Linked DNA regions of Homo sapiens: region 2 is linked to region 1. A link is an interaction called in ENCODE POLR2A ChIA-PET data of the cell type or tissue named here. Cell type or tissue: Panc1. All regions are shown on one strand. Links, peaks and the distances in the headings refer to the core of each region. The heading gives the core; the rest is flanking DNA.

What was found. ChIA-PET counts read pairs that join two places held together with the same protein. Peaks named below come from ENCODE experiments on the same cell type or tissue, not always from the same donor. Only the 100,000 strongest peaks of a DNase experiment are listed, where the experiment ranks them.
Region 2: POLR2A ChIA-PET joins it to region 1 with 5 read pairs; 7 of 35 experiments call an interaction of 5 or more read pairs at or near these places.

Annotation. Positions count from the first base shown.
Region 1 is chr11:69,418,695-69,424,104 of GRCh38, reverse strand. No RefSeq gene overlaps it. Among named protein-coding and RNA genes, the nearest start is that of LINC02953, 4.3 kb to the left of the region's middle. RefSeq lists a cis regulatory region at 3,355-3,365 and enhancers at 3,288-3,432, 2,992-3,566, 4,141-4,716. In Panc1, for the core only: no CTCF peak of the experiment used is centred there; no DNase peak of the experiment used is centred there; H3K27ac peaks cover 3,756 bases.
Region 2 is chr11:69,626,246-69,631,655 of GRCh38, reverse strand. No RefSeq gene overlaps it. Among named protein-coding and RNA genes, the nearest start is that of CCND1, 12 kb to the left of the region's middle. In Panc1, for the core only: no CTCF peak of the experiment used is centred there; no DNase peak of the experiment used is centred there.

The DNA of each region.
Region 1 (5,410 bases), core at 975-4,974:
GCCCTGGCATGGGTCTGACACCCACATGTTATTTTTTTCAGGTCTCATAATACTATTCCAAAGGTCCCCGTCCCTAGTGTCACTGTGAAGATCCTGAAGCTTGCACATGCTCGAGGCAGAGTGAGAGGCATGCCTTCTGTTCACCCGAGACCCACAGTCTGCTTTAGATCCCAAGCAGGTGTTTACGGCAGTTCTCCCCGAAGGACCCCAACCATTGCATGGCAGTTCTCATGGCTTGTTCCATTTGGTGCATCCGTAAGGAGACTCACCCCAGGGCTGGGCCAGGAATTTCACCCTCCCACCTGCTTCCGACTTACAGATGGGACCTGGCTGGGCCCTCACCGCTGTCTTACCCTGGCCAGGCGACTCAACTCAAAGGAAGCCACCTACGCTGTTCAACCTGGTTGGAAATGGAAAGGACTTTGGATGCCATCCAGCCGAGGACTGCCACACCACTGAGAGACCCAGGACACAGAGACACACGGCAGGCCACTGGCAGGGTCCTGCCAATGGGGTGGCTGACCAGAGCCAGGCCTGGCCAGTCCCAGCCCTCCTGCCAGCAAGGACGCAGATCAAAGCAGTGCATGGGCTGTTTGATTTTCTTGTAAGGTCTTGCTGAGTGGATAGTTTCACCCTGGGCTGCTCAGATCTCGGCGACAGAAAGGGAGAATGTGTCCTCTGTCCTCTCACGCCCTGTGTCTGTGCTCCTTGCAAAGGTTGTGAACACATTCACGTGGATTTAATTAATCGCCGCAGGTGCACGTCCACCTCTGCCTTTCCCTCTCAGTGGGTTCCCATGTTTCCACATGGTGGGTTGAGTGTCTGCACGCTAACTGGCTTAGACGTTTGGACGGTCTCCATTGTCAGCATCATTTATTCATTCAACAAACATCCACCGAGCATTTCCTGACCGCCAGATTCTCCTTTGGGTGCTGAGGGTGCAGCGGTGAACAAGTCACCATCCTCAGGAGCTGACATTCTGTAGTTCAGGGAGATGAACAATAAACCAAATAAACAGTAAGTAACCATGAGATGGACCATGTTGGGTGGGCATAAGTGCTCTGGAGAAAAACACACAGGCAAAGGAGTGCGGGGGGATTGGGCAGGTGCCTCTGTGGATACCAGGGCCAGCTCTGACCTTCCTGAGGGGGGCGGTCTGAGCAGGGGTGGAGGGGTGCCGGAGGGAAAACCTGGATGCCAGGGTTGGGGAAGTTGCTTCAAGAAAGCGCAAAGCCCCCAACACGAGAGCTTGACTGGTGGGGAAATGCGGGAGTTTCGGTGGGCTGGGGCAGGGTGAGCGACGAGCATTGAAATAACAGGACGTGGACGACGACGATCAGCAGGTCTGTCTCAGCAGGGGCCTCGTTACATGGGGCGGGGAGACTATTTCCTTGGGATCAGTGTTTAGGCCTAGAATCATTAGCTTTGGGGCTGCGTACATTTTCATGGCCCTGGCTCAGTAGTTGTTATTTCTGTACTGTTTTCCCTCGGTCCTGATCCAGTTTATAGTTACCACCGACAGGATATGATAATCATGCTAACCAACCCTTCCTGAGCACATGCGTGCTTCACACGTGTGAACCTGCTGATGCCTGCGTGAGCGTTGGCTTCATCACATCCTCCCCAGCACCTGCTTTTCTCATTTTAAAATAATTTTGTTAACATGAAGGTGTAGAACACCTCTCTCTGGACTTTGCTGATTTTAACTGGAATTTTAAAAATCCCCTAATAAGAAAGGCAGGCCAGGCGTGGTGGCTCACGCCTGTAATCCTAGCACTTTGGGAGGCTGAGACAAGCAGATCGCCTGAGCTTAGGAGTTTGAGACCAGCCTGGACAACATAGTGAAACCCCATCTCTACTAAAAATGCAAAAAATTAAGTGGGCGTGGTGGCGCACGCCTGAAGTCCCAGCTACTCCAGAGGCTGAGGCAGGAGAATCGCTTGAACCTGGGAGGCGGAGTTTGGGGTCAGCCGAGATCACGCCACTGCACTCCAGCCTGGGTGACAGAGCAAGACTCTGTCAAAAAAAAAAAAAGAAAAGAAAGGAAGGAAGAAAGAGAGAGAAAGAAAGAAAGAGAGAGAGAGAGAAAGAAAGAAGAAAGAAAGAGAGAGAAAGAAAGAAAGAAAGAAAGAAAGAAAGAAAGAAAGAAAGAAAGAAAGAAAAGAAAGAAAAGAAAGGCAGCCATAAGTGAACCCTAACACCAAGCTTGCAGAATTAAATGAGCAAATCGTGTCGCCTCTGCCTGCCTTTCTACCATCATTGCATACGAAGCTTGTTACTTATGTCTTCATCTCACTGTGTCCCCAAATCTGGGGCTGTGTGAGCTGATTTGGGGTGGGACACAGATGGCTGGGTTTTAGCCCTATTGTGAAGGGTGACTTTTAATGTGTAATCTATTTATGGCAAGTGACGTTGATCCACCACATATGGCAGTGCTATCAAGTAGCCAGTAAAAGTACATTTATTTAAGAAAATAAGCAGAGTGGAAGCATCGTGTCAGTGATGGGACAGGTGGTATTCAGCAGCCTCAAGGTGCTGGCGGCAGCTGATGTCTTAAAGACTGCACTGTCTCATTTAATCATCCCAAGCACGGATACTGGAGGGAGTCTTTTTTTTTTTTGAGACAGAGTCTCACTATGTCACCCAGGCTGGAGTGCACTGCCACAATCTCGGCTCACCGCAACCTCTGCCTCCTGGGTTCAAGCGATTCTCCTGCCTCAGCCTCCCGAGTAGCTGGGATTACAGGTGCGTCCCACCATGTCTGGCTGATTTTTGTATTTTTAGTAGAGATGGGGTTTCACCATGTTGGCCAGGCTGGTCTCGAACTCCTGACCTCAAGTGATATGCCTGCCTCGGCCTCCCAAAGTGCTGGGATTACAGGCATGAGCCACGGTTCCCGGCCTGGAGGAAGTCTTATTAGCCTCATTTCATGGAGGAGAAACTGGGGCTCCAGGGCATGGAGGCTGCCTGTGGCCACGCAGCCTGGGAGGCTTGTCAACCTCCTTTGACAAGCACGCCACCTGCATCACAGAACAGCTGCATTTCTAATGTCAGGCTTCTGCTTACATGCAGTTGGTCTTCTCCTGTGAATGGGGAAACTGAGGCCTTGGAAGTCAGTCAGCAGGTCAGGACACAGTTCAGCCCAGAGCCGGGGCTCTGGCCCCATCCAGGGGCTCCCCCAGCAGCCAACTCTGCCAGCCTTTGATGCCTCGCTGAGACAGAGGGTCTGGACAGTGGCCACTCACCCACTGGGCCCACATCCCCACAGGCCTGGGCTCTGGACGCTGGAGGCCTGAGGCTGCACCCCAGGTTGGGGCTGGCCTACCTGCCACGGGGCCAGGGCTGGGTGCTTTCTGCTGAGTCACTAACAAAGCTCAGGCCTGACCACAGGACATTTTTGAGATTCCAGGGCTGGTTCCACAACGGCCGGCATCGGCCCTGCGGCATGTCCGGCTTCACCCTGCCCAGAATCACAGCCTCACAGAGTCTAGAGGGCCCGTGGGGACGGGAGTCCTGGGAACCGAGGTTGGGAGACAATGGGTGGCCCCTCGGTGTGGTGTCCTCTGCTCACCCCTTAGCAGGACCCTGACGGAACTGGGTACAGGCAGAGATTCATCTTCATGGCAGGACTTCAGGCAAGAGAGGCCCCGGGGTTGAAGACAAGGGGCTCAGAGCTTGCTTTTTATACACTTTCAAATTTTCTCAGAGTAGAACAATTTAAAAAAATATAAAATATGGTTAAAAAATTCTCCTACTTAAGACTCCCAGACCCCTAGTTTTCCTCCCTAAAGGCAACTGACATTACCAGTTTCCTGGGTATCCATGCAGGGATATTTTATGCATAAACAACCAAATCTCTATACATGTCCATAGAGAGAGGCAGACGTATCTGCATGTGCATAAACACTCGTGTGTGTGTCCTTTTATCCCAAAGGAAACACTTCTTTTTCCCTTGACAAAGGACATCCTCTGCATCTAGCTTCTAGAAAGTGCTGCCAATTTGGGGACCAAGGGAGGGAGGCTGCAGAGGAACATCGTTTGGTCAAATGTGAAATGTGATCAGGAAGCCGGTGCTCAGCAAACTTATCTGAAGCTCTTGGGGACCCCACAAAGATGAGCGGGTCCCCTTCCCAATTTTCGGACCGTCTTGGCAGAGGCTCCCTGTCATCAAGGACCTGAGGTTGTCACAGCCGGATGGTGTGGGAGCTGGCACTGCCGGGGCTCCCGCTGCCTGGGACACGTACGGCTGCCCAGTGATCCTGAGCGCCGACCCCTGAGCACCTCAGTGTCCGTGACTGTGGAGCGGAGGTACGTGCAGAACCAGCTCTGTCTTCCCAGACACTGTCGCTTTGGTCTAAAGTGATGTAATGTTGCCACGGAAATTCTAATCCCTCCCATCAGGCAAAAATACTTCGATGGGACTGTGTTCTTTCAGCAGAGAGGGTGTGCATTTGAAGTATAGATTTGTTAAACATAGATGCTGAGAACATGACTCTGCTTGGCGTTCCATTTAATTGACCAGAAACCCGAAAAATGTCCTGGTCCTCTTCTTAAGTCTGGGGGTAGCTGCTGCCCCACTATGCACCATCGCTTATCTGTTCTTTTCTGCCCCCTGCAGCAGGGAAGGGGCTCTGGAAGGGTCTGAATCTGGTGTGTCCAGTGTGATCCCTGCACCCATGCCCGGAGCTGTGCCTGGGACCCTGCCCCAAGCAAAGTAATAATCTGAATGATATCCTCAAAGGAGCCTGGCTTGGGCTAACAAGGAAGAACTTCCAACGTGGAGAGCTGTCCTGGCACCATTTCTTCCTGCTGTATTAGTTGAAGACCTACTGTGTTCAGGGCCGTGAGCCAGGGCACAACCACCCCTTGGGAGCACACTCTGCCTCAACCCTGGAGTGGCTCCGAAATGAGTCTTCAGTCCACAAGACTGAGGGTTGCCAATCCTTCTCGGTGAGCCGTGAGGGTGATTCCTCCTTGGGCTTCAGGGGCAGGATGCCCTCAGAAAGATGCCCTCCACTGCCCCCGCACACTTCAGGCTCCCCATGACCCTATGTGGGGAAGGTGTTGTTGCAAGAGGCCCATGGGTGTGTGGGGGTAGTGGGGCTTGTTGGCTGAGCAAGAGCTCAGGCAATACTGCCCGGGTGGAGATTCTGGGACTTTGCACAAGTTGATTCACCTCAACCAGCCTCAATTTCCTTGTCTGTAAAATGGCGCAGTAGTAGTCCTTGTCTTACCGGGTTGTTATGCAACTTAAATAAGAATATCGAGGCCAAGCGCCTAGCCCAGTGCCTGACATGTCGAAAGTGCTTGGTGGGTGCCAGTCTTTCCCCTCCTCATCAAGTCCTGTGGCAGACAGGCCCCCCAGCAGAGCCGGACCTGCCCTGGGAGTCAGGGTAGGAAACAGATGAGG
Region 2 (5,410 bases), core at 743-4,742, 210 kb before region 1:
AGGGTGTGTTCACTGGATGGAAAAACATTAAATGAAAAAAAGCAAGATACAAAAGATAAAACCAGCATAAATTCAGCAAAATAAATACATAGCTGGTTTGAAGGACATATAGCAAAAGAGTAGGAGCTGAGACTTGGGATGATTGGAGTGATTTTTCCCTTTTTTTTTTTTTTTTTTTTTTTTTTTTTTGTTGAGACAGAGGCTTGCTCTGTCTCCCAGGCTGGAGTGCAGTGGCGCGGTCTCAGCTCACTGCAAACTCCACCTCCTGGGTTCAAACGATTCTCCTGCCTCAGCCTCCCAAGTAGTTGGGATTAGAGGCATGCGCCACCATGCCCAGCTATTTTTCTTTTCTTTCTTTTTTTTCTTTTTTTTTTTTGTATTTTTAGTAGAGACGGGTTTCACCATGTTGGCCAGGCTGGTCTCGAACTCCTGACCTCAGGTGATCTGCCCGCCTCGGCCTCCCAAAGTGCTGGGATTACAGGCATGAACCACCACACCTGGCCAATTTTTTCCTTTTCTATACTCTGTTATGTACTTTCACATACTGTATTCTATTATGAACAAATACTACCTTTATAGTAGAGAAAAGAATCCAACCAGAAACAACTTCAAAAGACACCCAGGTATTTTCCAGGTCCCAGGCTCCCTGGCTCAGGGAACACCTGAGCCAAATCCCATGTGTTTTATTGGGCAGTAGCTACATGAGATTCTCTCCGTCATGGAGGGAGGAGCCCCTTGCCCAGCCCCCAGTTACCAGGCTCAGGAGGATCCTAAATTCCCCATGACCTCCTTTCCAGCAGGCAGTGGAATGGGAGGCTGGTGTTTCAGGTAGAGTTTAATTGGTCTGGTCCCAGGGCAGATGCTGCACGTAAATACAAAGGCAGGCCTTCGTGTCACTGGATGATGACAACTTAGGAGCACAGGAGGCCTGGATTCTGCCTCCTAAGATGCAGGGCATGGGCCGAAAGCAGGAGGAAATGGAAAGAGAAATGACAGTTATAGCATCAACATACAATGCTTTCGGCACAGGGCCGGTGGGGTGGCTGCTGAGTAAGAAGCAGTAAGGCAGCCGTGTTTTCCTTAGCATGAACTTTGACCACGCTACCTCTAAGAATTCATGAGGTCCTTGGGAGACGTGTGTGTCTGATCCAGCAGCAGCCTGCTGTCTACTAGGGCAAATCAGGACACTTTGAAGGCTGCTAGACCTCCAGAGTCTCCCTCAATTCCTCCCAGGAGCATTGTATTCACAGGTGGGAAAAGGCAGTGCTGCGGGATAGGGTTCTGGGTGGCAGGCATTGCTCAGTGCCCTTTGATATCTTTAATACTCTCCTTCTTCCATAGCAATAGAGTTTTTAACTGGGCACCTACTACTCAGCTAAAGACTACATTTCCCAGCATCCCTTGCAGCAGGGGATGGCCATGTGACTAAGTCCTAGCCAGTTGGCTGTGAGAGCAACTGCTGATTGAAACTCCTGGGTTGGGGCATTAAAAGGCAGGGGCATGCTATCCCCTTCTCCTTTTCCTCTTCCTGATGAGGCGCAAACATGGCAGTGACTTTTCTTGAATGATGTGGATGAGGAATGTCACATTGATGAGGGCCCTTTACTCAATTATAGAGTAGTGCCACCATACCAAGTTTTGTACATGAGAGGAAAAAATACATTATGCCTTATTTCAGCCACTTTGTATTCATGATATTGGCAGTGGGAGTGGTTTCCTTGAAGACAGGCAGAGATTGGAAGGGCAAGAGGCTTGAAGGGGGCAGTGCTCTAGATGAGAGGAAGAGACTTGGAATTGCCCACGCTGGGTCTTAGGGCACAGGGACAGGGATGAGGGGGCCCTGTGCAGGGCTGAACTTCCTGTGGTGCTTCCCAGGAATGATGGGCAGTGACTCAAATTGTGGAACTTAACTTGTTCCCTTCCACACTATGATTCCCTTAGCTCTCTTAGCCCTCAGTGAGGCCTGTCCTCTGCCATGAAGATTAAGAAGCAAGAACAGTGATGCCACAGAGACACAGTCAATGGCAAAGTGGTAGTGGCCCTTAGTGGGGTCAGGATTTTCGGGGAGGAGCAGGAAGTCTGAGAGCAGAGCTGCCAGGGGAGAAATCAGCTTTGCTGGAAAGGGAAGGAAGTTGGAGAGGAGAATGGGTCACGGGTGGGGGGGTGCGGGGGGTTATTTTCTTTTCAACGGGAGAAATAGCAGCAGACTTGTTTGTTGAATGGGAACATTCCAGGAGAAAGGGAAAATGATGCAGGGGAGAGGCAAACATTGCAAAGCCCTTCAGGAGGCTGTGGGGCGGGGCCCGGTGCACAGGCAGAGAACTGGCTCTGGCTGGGAACATGAATGGTTTGTCTGCATTCATGGAAGAGACAGGAGAGTCAGTGGTCATAAATGCTGGGATGGGGGCTTCTGGGAGTGTGGGGCGTGTATGAGGACAAAGTACCCAGACAAGGAGAAAAGTCCCAGTTCTGAGGGATGAAGCGGGACCCAGGCTGAGCCACAGCAGTAGCAAGGGACAAAGGAGGTCCAACAAGGGCTAATGATGAAAGAGGAGACAGAAAAGCTGGAGAGTTTTTATTTTACACTTTTTTGCATTTTTCAGTGCTGATCATGAATTTTTTGTGTTTTTCAATGCTGATCATGAATTTTTTTTTAATAACAAAAAAGAACTATAAAATAAGCTCTGATTTTAAAAGTTGTGGCAGACGGTCTCTAGAATGGCACCCAGTAGTCCTGTCTCCTGACACTCGTGCCCTTGTGCAATCCCGTGCTCCTTGAGTGTGGGTGAGGCCTGTGACTTCCAAGGAAATGTGATGAGACATCCCTTCCAAGACCGGGTTCTGAAAAGGCTGTGCTGTCTGCCTTGCTGGCGGTCTTGGAGCCCTTGCCCTTGGAGAAGCCAGCTGCTATGTTGTGAGTTGTCCTCTGGGTTGTCCACATGGCCAGGAACTGCAGTCCCCAGCCCACAGCCAGCAAGGCCTTGCAGGCTGCTGACAGCCACGGGTGTGAGCCTGTAAGTCCACCCTTGAGATGGCTCCAGCCCCCCAAGAGCCCTTTATTGCAGCCTGTGAGAGACCCTGAGCCAGGGGACCAAGCTAAGCCCCACGCCGATTCCTGACCCACATCACCTAGGTGATAACAAATGGGCATTGTTTTAAACAACATTTTGGGGCAGCTTGTTACACAGCAATGAATAACTAATACAAAAGGAGAGGCATGTTTCCAGCTCCTGATTCAGTCCTTTCATTTCTAAGCAAGCATACAGGCCTGTCCTCCTCCTTGCCTCCCGGGTCTGCCGATGGATTACAGCCCAGCCAAGCAAGGCTGTGCGGTGATGACATGTGCGGCTCTGGGGCCAGACCCTGGGCTTCCAGTCTTAGCTCTGCTGCTTGCTGGCTGTGTGGTCTTAATTGAGTTGCTTTCTCCATGTGCCTTGTTTTACTTCCCTGTAAAATGGGGTGATAACAATGGGAGGACTTAACAAGTCAATTCCTGTAAAGTGCCCTGACCTAGGGCCTTCACATAGCTGGTGCTGAAGGTGTCAGCTGCTGTTACGCTCATCACACAGCTTGACGTCGGGCCTGTGAAGCTTGCTGTATGTCACCATTCCCTTTGCCCACCCGCCTGGCAGGCTACACTCAAGGACTTCTCTCACGATGCTACTCTGCACTCAGGCACCCTCAGTGGCTCCCCGGGGAATCCTGAAGGTGTTCTAAAATCACTACCTGGCGTTCCAAGACCCTCTTCACCCAAGTCAACTTTTCCCCACCCCCGGGGGCCTACCACACCTCTTTTCCAGCCCATGGGACTCAGCTGTTCTTGTAGTGGTGCCCCTGCCCCCAAGTGCACGGCACCTGGACCTTCAACACAAGACCCCACCGCGGTCCCACCTCGCCACATTGCAACCAGCTGCGCACAGCCGCCACCCACACCTGCCGACGTGTCTCAGGCACCATACGTGTTGCTCTACGGAAGAGTGACTTCCTCCAGAGTCTGTGACCACCCATTCCCTCCCACTGCCATCCTGGGCTCTCTAGGAGCTCAGGAGAGGGAGGGATCCCACGTGGCTTCTCTTTGGAGAAGGCGGGCTGGCTTGAGATTTGAAGCAGGCGTGGAGTGCCAGGAGGTAGGGGGTCTGTCTGCAAAGGCAGCTCGTGAGAAGTCATGAAAACACCGAGATCATGTACTTCCAGCTTCTCATGCTAAGATGCCCAACTCGAGCACCATGGCTGGATGGAGCCGGACTCCCAGGGAGCCTCAGCCCAGGCGGAGGCTCAGCAGGCAGCTCTCTGCTGCTTTCTGTATTTAGTCGTCGTTGTTTTCGCTGTTGTGGGCTTTTTTTTGTGTTTTGTTTTTTGTTTTGCCATAGAACCTTGACTGGCAATACACAAACCTCCTCAAAAGAACATGAAAAGGAAAATTAGAGGGAGACTGCTGAGGTACTTTGCACAATTGGAAAAATCAGCATTCTCCCTGTTGCAGAGTTCACCGGCACATCCACTCAACTCTGATTAAGGGGCCTTGGTGTTTGTGGGGGCGTTCGGCAAGAGGCCTCTGATTGGGAGACAATTTTGTGGCTTCAGCCTGTAACTTGGGTGCAAGGGATCAGGCACAGTTAATGTGATAACCTTGCAAACCTCTGCTTGTGACCGAAGTGCCTGGCCACCACGAGCCATCATTAAAGACATGCTGCAAACACTCCTGAGGCTGGGAAGGGCCAGGAAGGTGGCACTCTGGAAGGCAGTTGGGAAGAGCCCTTTTATGGCTGGTGTTGGGAGTTTGGAGATAAAAGTCACTGGTCATGTTTATCATCTAGTTCTTTTTTTTTTTTTCTGAGATGGAGTCTTGCTTTGTCACCCAGGCTGGAGTGCAATGGCGTGATCTTGGCTCACTGCAACTTCCACCTCCTGGGTTCAAGCGATTCTTCTGCCTCAGCCTCCCAAGTAGCTGAGATTATAGGCACCTGCCACCGCACCCAGCTGATTTTTGTGTTTTTAGTAGAGATAGGGTTTCACCAGGTTGGCCAGGCTGGTCTCGAACTCCTGACCTCAGGTGATCCACCTGCCTTGGCCTCCCAAAGTGCTGGGATTACAGGCATGAGCCACCGCACCCGGCTATCTTCTAGTTCTAAATGCACCCTGCTATTGAGTTTCATATTTGCTAGATATCAGTGTTTGATATTATCCATGCCCTAGACCAGGGGTGTCCCATTCTTTGGCTTCCCTGGGCCTCTTTGGAAGAAGAATTGTCTTGGGTCACATATAAAATGCACTAACATTAACATAGCTGATAAGCTAAAAAAATCCCCCCAAAATCTCATAGTGTTTGAAGAAAGTTTACGAATTTGTGTTGGGTCACATTCAAAGCCATCCTGGGCCGCATGAGGCCTGTGGGCCGTGGGTTGGACAG